3 separate regions of the Homo sapiens genome follow, and regions 2 and 3 are each linked to region 1. The links are chromatin loops, found by intact Hi-C in ENCODE. Cell type or tissue: mammary epithelial cell. All regions are shown on one strand.

Region 1 (2,500 bases):
GTCACATATATGCTTCCTCCATCATCCGTCTTGTTGCTGTTATTGGTTTGTGATGGAGTTTCGCTCTTGTTGCCCAGGCTGGAGTGCAATGGCATGATCTCGGCTCACTGCAACCTCCACCTCCCGGGTTCAAGCAAGTCTTCTGCCTCAGCCTCTGGAGTAGCTGGGATTACAGGCACCGGCCACCACGCCTGGCTAATTTTGTATTTTTAGTAGAGATGGAGTTTCACCATGTTGGTCAGGCTGGTCTCAAACTCCTGAGCTCAGGTGATGGCCTCGGCCTCCCAAAGTGCTGGGATTACAGGTGTGAGCCACCGCGCCCAGCCCACCCCTCCTGTTGTAAGGTGACTTCTCCATTGGATTCTCATTTTCTTTTCATTCATTGCATCCGCAAACCTGGTCATATTAATCTTGTGCAAGTACAGCTCTCATCCTGCCACCTTCAAACCTTTTAGTGATTCCTGGCTGGGCTCGGTGGCTCACCCCTGTAATCCCAGCACTTTGGGAGGGGAGGTGGGCCGATCGCATGAGCCCAGGAGTTCAAGACCAGCCTGGGAAACATGCTGAAACCCTGTCTCTAAAATTTAAAAATATATAAAAACCTTTTAGGGCTTCTCTATGGCCTACTGAGCAAGTCAAAATGCTTTGGTAGGAGGTTCAAGGCTCTGGATCTACCTTTCCCACATTAGTCCATTACCCTTCCCAGCCCAACTCCAGCCAAATGAGACGAGTCAGTTGGCTGCAAAAGCCCCTCCTCCCCGGCCACCTTTCTAGCTCAACCCTTCTGCTGTTCAACCCGTTGCCTTCACAGAGAATCCCTCTCCCCAATTCAATCCCCATGACACCATTTTAAAGCCAGGCCTTGGCAATCTGCGCTTCAGACAGTGGTTCTGATAGCAGTGAGCTGGAGGGGCTAGCAGAGGCGGGAGGGGCTGGTGCAGGGCATAGGGAGGGCATATTCATTCATAAGTCATGCACACTGAGGGCGGGGCGCGCCATCTACTGGCCAAGCACTGTGGTTTTAAGTCCTGTCCTCAGCAAGTGTCTGGCAAGAATTGTATCTTTGTTTCTTCTCAACCAATGAAGTCGCAATATCTACTTACGAAGAGCCTTGAAGCTGTTGCTATCATCATTATGGACAGTCATGATGTTCCATTAACAATGTACAATCTGCCGTGGCTGATCATCACATTTTTTTAAATGGGGGTGGGACACAAAAGGCAAAAAGAGGAACAAAACAGTAAAGTTACCAGAGAGGAATGATAAGACAAAGAGGAAAAGAATATGAGGCTGTGCATGTCTGTGACAGCATCTGTTCTCAGATAAGTGACAGTCTCTGAAAGCAGGGGTTCTCAAAACGCAGGAGGGGGTATGGCACACCAAGATAATCTAAGAAGACTGTCAACCTATTCTCTTCGAGGCATTCTGATGATCTCTTTAATCCTCCATGTCTGTGTGAAAAAACTAATAAGGTCTTGACCCACCTCTGTAAACAGCCTCTGAAAGAAAAGTGTACTAACAGGAATTTCTGACGATTAAAAAATGAAGGCCGGGCATGGTGGCTCACGCCTGTAATCCCAACACTTTGGGAGGCCGAAGTGGGCGAATCACTTGAGATCAGAAGTTCGAGACCACCCTCGCCAATATGGTGAAACCCCGTCTCTACTAAAAATACAAAAAGTAGCTAGGCGTGGTGGCTCGCGCCTGTAGTCCCAGCTACTTGGGAGGCTGAGGCAGGAGAATTGCTTGAATCTGGGAGGCGGAGGTTGCAGTGAGCCGAAATCATGCCACTGCACTCCAGCCTGGGTGACAGAACAAGACTCCATCTCAAAAAAAAAAAAAAAAGATTTGTCCCTTCTCTATATATATTTATTCAAATATATATATATATATATATATATATATATATATATATATATCTGTGTGGATTTGTGCTTATTTATTCTATACTTCAAGTTATAATCAACATTATGTTATTTATTTTGCTGCTCAGACAGTTCCAGCATTGGCTGTTGGGAGCTCTTTCTGGTTGGCTCCTATGTGCTTTTGACATGGCCTCTTTTTGTTTTTTGTTTTTTGGTTTTTTTTTTTTTGAGCCGGAGTCTTGCTCTGTCACCCAGGCTAGAGTGCAATGGCTTGATCTCAGCTCACTGCAACCTACGCCTCCCAGGTTTATGCGATTCTCCTGCCTCAGCCTCCCAAGTAGCTGGGATTACAGGCATCCGCCACCACGCCCGGCTAATTATTTGTATTTTTAGTAGAGACGGGGTTTCACCGTGTTGGCCAGCTGGTCGCGAACTCCTGACCTCAGGTGATCCACCCGCCTCGGCCTCCCAGAGTGCTGGGATTACAGGCGTGACCCACGGTGCCCGGCCAACATGGCCTCTTTTTTATAACATTTTAAAAATCAAATGTTATTCTTGCATTTTTTTTCTTTTTTTTTTTTTTGAGACAGGGTCTCACTCTGTCACCCAGGCTTCTGTGGAGCAGCATGATATCA
Region 2 (2,500 bases), 410 kb before region 1:
GCCTGAGTGACAGAGCCAGACCTTATCTCAAAAAAAAAAAAAAAAAAAAAAAAAAAAAAAAGATGTTCAAGAGGGCAGCTGGGTATACAAACCTGGAATCCAGTGGGGATGATATGATCCAGGTTGGAAAATTAAGTTTGAGAGTTACCACCTAGATAATATTTAAACCCAAGAAACTGCATGAGATCACAAGCAAGTGACTATAGATGGAGGAGAGGTTCGAGGACCACACCCCAGCACTCTTCAACATTCACTGTTTGGGAGATGAAGAGAAACCAGCCAAAGAAACTGACAATGAGGGGCCAGCAAGGTAGGAGGAAAACTAGCAAGAAATAGAATTGGAGGAGCCAAATGAAGAAAATAGGTGGAGAAAATGATCGACCATGTCAAATACCACCAACAGTTCAAGACAAGTAAAGACTGAGACGACCATTGGATCAGCAACATGAAAGTCCTTGGCAACTGGAACAAGGGCAGTTTCAGAAGAGTGGTGGGAACACAAAGCCTAATTACAGGGGGTTTAGGAGAGAATGAGGGAGACAAATTGAAAGAGGGAGTATTGACAATTCTCTCAAGGGATTTTGTTCTCAAGAGGAGCAGAGATTGAGAGTACAAGGTGGAGGGTCCCATGAGTTCAGGAGTAACAGACCAGCCTGGGAAACATAGTGAGACCCTATCTCTATAATTTTTTTTTTTTTTTTTAGATGGAGTCTCACTCTGTTGCCCAGGCTGGAGTGCAGTGGCGCAATCTGGGCTCACTGCAACCTCCGCCTCGTGCCTCAGCCTCCCAAGTAGCTGAGATTACAGTTGTGTCCCACCATGCCTGGCTGATTTTTATACTTTTAGTAAAGGTGGGGTTTCACCATGTTGGCCAGCCTGTTCTCGAACTCCTGAACTCAAGAGATCTGCCCGCCTTGGGCTCCCAAAGTGCTGGGATTACAGGGATGAGTGCCCAGCCTACTTTTTTTTTTTAAATTACCCAAGCATGCGGTGGCATGCACTTGTAGTCCCACCTATTTGGGAGGCTGAAGTGGGAGGATCACTTAAACTGAGGACATGGAGATTGTAGCAAGCTATGATCACACCACTGCACTCCAGCCTGGGTGACAGAGCAAGAACCCCTCTCACAAAATAAATAAATAAATAAATAAAAATAAAAGCAGAGAAATGGGGGCAGAAATAGGAGGGGCTTGTGGGATGGATCAAGAGAGAGGTTTTAACATAGGAAAAATAACACCATGTTTATATACTGACCCAGTAGTGAGATAAAGCATTCTTGTTAAAGTTTCTAATAAAGTTGTTTTTCACTATCCCTTATTCCTACTATTGTAAATTGCTTTACAGGAAATATTTTTAAAATTTGAAGGTTCTATTGGCCCCAGATGATCAACAGTGATGACTTTTTCTGGCATACTAAGGGTAAAATAATTTAAACAGTACACAAAGGTATAAAATAAAACTAACAATGGCTTATGTATCCCTCCAGAAACTTTCCTGTCATATATCAACAAATGTGTTTATGTATATATACCATTTTCTTTTAATTTGCGCAAAAGCAATTGTACTTTTTATATATAGAATAGTATCTGTCCTATATATAAAGCCTCTGAATAGAAAGAACTTCACATGAAGAAAGCTACTGCCACTTTAAGAAAGGTGTGAAAACGGCAGGCATGGTGGCTCACATTTGTAATCCCAGCACTTTGGGAGGCTGAGGCAGGTGAATCATGAGGTCAGGAGTTCGAGACCAGCCTGGCCAACATGGCGAAACCCCGTCTCTACTAAAAATACAAAAAAATTAGCTGGGCATAGTGGCAGGCACCTGTAATCCCAGCTACTCGGGAGACTGAGGCAGGAGAATCGCTTGAAACCAGCAGGTGGAGGTTGCAGTGAGCTGAGATCGCGCCACTGCACTCTAGCCCTGGCGACAGACACTCTGTCTCAGAAAAACAATTAATTAATCAATCAATTAAAAAGGATGAAAACAATGTGGCCCTATATTATTTCAAGAATTAAGGTCTCAATCACACACCAGTCTTCCAAGTCAGTATTGTTTTAGAATGGCTATGTTATTCCTCTTTTGAGAAACATTTCTTCTCTCTCTTTTTTATTGAGACAGAGTCTTGATCTGTTGCCCAGGCTGGAGTGCAGTGGGGCCATCTTGGCTCACTGCAACCTCTGCCTCCCCGGGTCCAAGCGATTCTCATGCCTCAGTCTCCTGAGTAGCTGAGATTACAGGCATGCGCCACCACGCCCAGCTAATTTTTGGATTTTTAGTAGAGACAGGGTTTCACCATGTTGGCCAGGCTGGTCTCAAACTCCTGGCCTCACATGATCTGCCCATCTTGGCCTCTCAAAGTGCTGATATTACAGGCGTGAGTCTCTGCACCCAGCCAAGAAACATTTATTTTTATTGAATGGCTCTTATATGTCTGTTTTGAGAGCCCCTAGCTAAACTGGGGTTTCAGTACCAGAGCAGCTAGCAGCCCTGCCCTAATGG
Region 3 (2,500 bases), 98 kb after region 1:
ATTTTCAACTGGATCGTGCCCATTACCCTCCTTTTAACCAAACATTTTGTAATACTCTCTCTGTTCTCCTGAAATGAAATTCATGGGAGCGGGGAGGTTGAGGGGGGAGGGAGAGCATCAGGAAGAACAGTTAATGGATGCTGGGCTTAATACCCAGACGATGGGATGATCTGTGCAGCAAACCAGCGTAGCACATGTTTACCTATGTAACAAACCTAAACATCCTGCACATGCACCCCAGAACTTAAAAGTTGAAGATAAAAAAAGAAATTAATATAGAAAATAACCCACTTATGCACATAATTCCAAAAATGAAACTCCACAATACAATGACCTAATATAAAGGAGAAATAAATGGCATTTAATTTATAATAAAATAAGGTAAATAAGATACAAAATTTCAATATGTAAATGCTTGGGCATGGCTACACTAGAAGACATAAGGAAGTAACCAGATGCCTGTGCGTAGCTATGGAGTCATCCCAACTGGCACACTACAAAGACAGACTGGGATGGGTGGACAACATCATTGACTTAAATACCAGGGGTACTGTGGCCAGTAGTGACATCCTTTCCAAAAGAGGAAATAACTTTTGGGAGGGCCCTGCACAAAACGAAGCACAGAATTTATATGATAGTCGAATCCCTAAAACTTTCACGATTATTTAAAATGGGTGGCTGGGGCTGGGAGTGGTGGCTCACGCCTGTAATACCAGCCCTTTGGGAGGCCAAGGTGGGTGGATCACCTGAGGCCAGGAGTTCGAGACCAGCCTGGCCAACATGGCAAAACCCCGTCTCTACTAAAAATACAAAAAATTAGCTGGGGCCAGGCGCGGTGGCTCACACGTGTAATCCCAGCACTTTGGGAGGCCAAGGCAGGCAGATCACGAGGTCAAGAGATCGAGACCATCCTGGCCAACATGGTGAAACCTGTCTCTACTAAAAATACAAAAATTAGCTGGGCGTGGTGGCGCACACCTGTAGTTCCAGCTACTTGGGAGGATGAGGCAGGAGAATCGCTTGAACTGGGCAGATGGAGGCTGCAGTGAACCAAGATTGAGCCATTGCACTCCAGCCTGGGCAACAAGAGAGAAACTATCTCAAAAAAAAAAAAAAAAAAAAGTGCAGCTGGGCATGGTGGCTCACGCCTGTAATCCCAACACTTTGGGAGGCTGAGGCAGGTGGATCACTTGAGATCAGGATTTCGAGATCACCCTGGGCAACATTGTAAAACTCCATCTCCCAGGCAGAGGGGCAGCGCCAGGACCAGGAGAACGGGTCCTTGCTAAACATCAAGGTCAATCAGGAGGCTGAGATCGCCACCTATCGCCACCTGCTAGACGACGACGAGGACTTCAATCTTTGTGATGCCCTGGACAGCAGCAACTCCATGCAAACCATCCATAAGACCACCACCCCCCAGATAGTGGATGGTAAAGAGGTGTGTGAGACCAACGACACCAAAGTTCTGAGACATTAAGCCAGAAGAAACAGGGTACACTTTGAGGAGCAGGAGGCCAATAAAAAGGTGAAAGGTAAAAATAAAAAAAAAGAGAAAGAGAGAAACTCCATCTCTACAAATAATACAAAAATTATCTGGGTCTGGCTGGGTGCACTGGCACACGCCTGTAATCTCAGCACTTTCGGAGACTGAGGTGGGCAGATCACCTGATGTCAGGAGTTCAAGACCAGCCTGGCCAACATGGTGAAACCCCGTCTCTACTAAAAATACAGAAATTAGCTGGGCGTGTTGGCACATCCTTGTCATCCCAGCTGTTTGGGAGGCTGAGGAAGGAGAATTGCTTGAACCTGGGAGGCAGAGGTTGCAATGAGCCGAGATTGTGCCACTGCACTCCAGCCTGGGCAACAGAGCAAGACTCCCTCTCAAAAAAAAAAAAATTAGCTGGGTGTGGTGGCACATGCCTACAGTCCCAGCTACTTAGGAGGCTGAGGTGGGAGGATCACTTGAGCTTGGAAGCTAGAGGTTGCAGTGAACCATGATTGCACCGCTGCACTCCAGCCTGGGTAACAGAGTGAAACCCTGTCTCAAATAAATACATAAATAAAATAAAATAAGGCTGGGTGCGGTGGCTCACACCTGTAATCCCAGCACTTTGGGGGGCCCAGGCAGGCAGATCACGAGGTCAGGAGTTGGAGACCAACCTGGCCAATATGGTGAAACCCCGTCTCTACTAAAAATATAAAAATTTAGCCTGGTGTGGTGGAGCACGCCTGTAGTCCCAGTTACTCTGGAGGCTGAGGCAGGAGAATCACTTGAACCTGGGAGGCGGAGGTTGCAGTGAGCCGAGGTGCACCACTGCACTCCACCCTGGGCAACAGAGCAAGACCCTGTCTCAAATAAATACATAAATAAAATAAAATAAGTCTGGGCGTGGTGGCTGATGTCTGTAATCCCAGCACTTTGAGAGGCCAAGGTGGGTGGATCACCTGAGGTCAGGAGTTCGAGACCAGCCTGACCAATATGGTGAAACTCTGTCTC

What was found. A loop is a pair of places that touch in the nucleus more often than their neighbours do. Peaks named below come from ENCODE experiments on the same cell type or tissue, not always from the same donor. Only the 100,000 strongest peaks of a DNase experiment are listed, where the experiment ranks them.
Region 2: a loop joins it to region 1, with 5 times the contacts of the local background. A loop is called at or near these places in 5 of 110 quality-filtered maps.
Region 3: it touches region 1 in a loop (3-fold over the local background); 2 of 110 quality-filtered maps call a loop at or near these places.

Annotation. Positions count from the first base shown.
Region 1 is chr17:67,373,312-67,375,811 of GRCh38, reverse strand. No RefSeq gene overlaps it. Among named protein-coding and RNA genes, the nearest start is that of PITPNC1, 2.7 kb to the left of the region's middle. RefSeq lists a silencer at 888-967. In mammary epithelial cell, a CTCF peak has its summit at 1,000 (motif pointing left); a DNase peak (open chromatin) is centred at 1,011; H3K27ac peaks cover 13 bases.
Region 2 is chr17:67,786,070-67,788,569 of GRCh38, reverse strand. No RefSeq gene overlaps it. Among named protein-coding and RNA genes, the nearest start is that of BPTF, 38 kb to the left of the region's middle. In mammary epithelial cell, no CTCF peak of the experiment used is centred here; no DNase peak of the experiment used is centred here; H3K27me3 peaks cover 266 bases.
Region 3 is chr17:67,275,095-67,277,594 of GRCh38, reverse strand. No RefSeq gene overlaps it. Among named protein-coding and RNA genes, the nearest start is that of HELZ, 31 kb to the right of the region's middle. In mammary epithelial cell, a CTCF peak has its summit at 1,322; no DNase peak of the experiment used is centred here.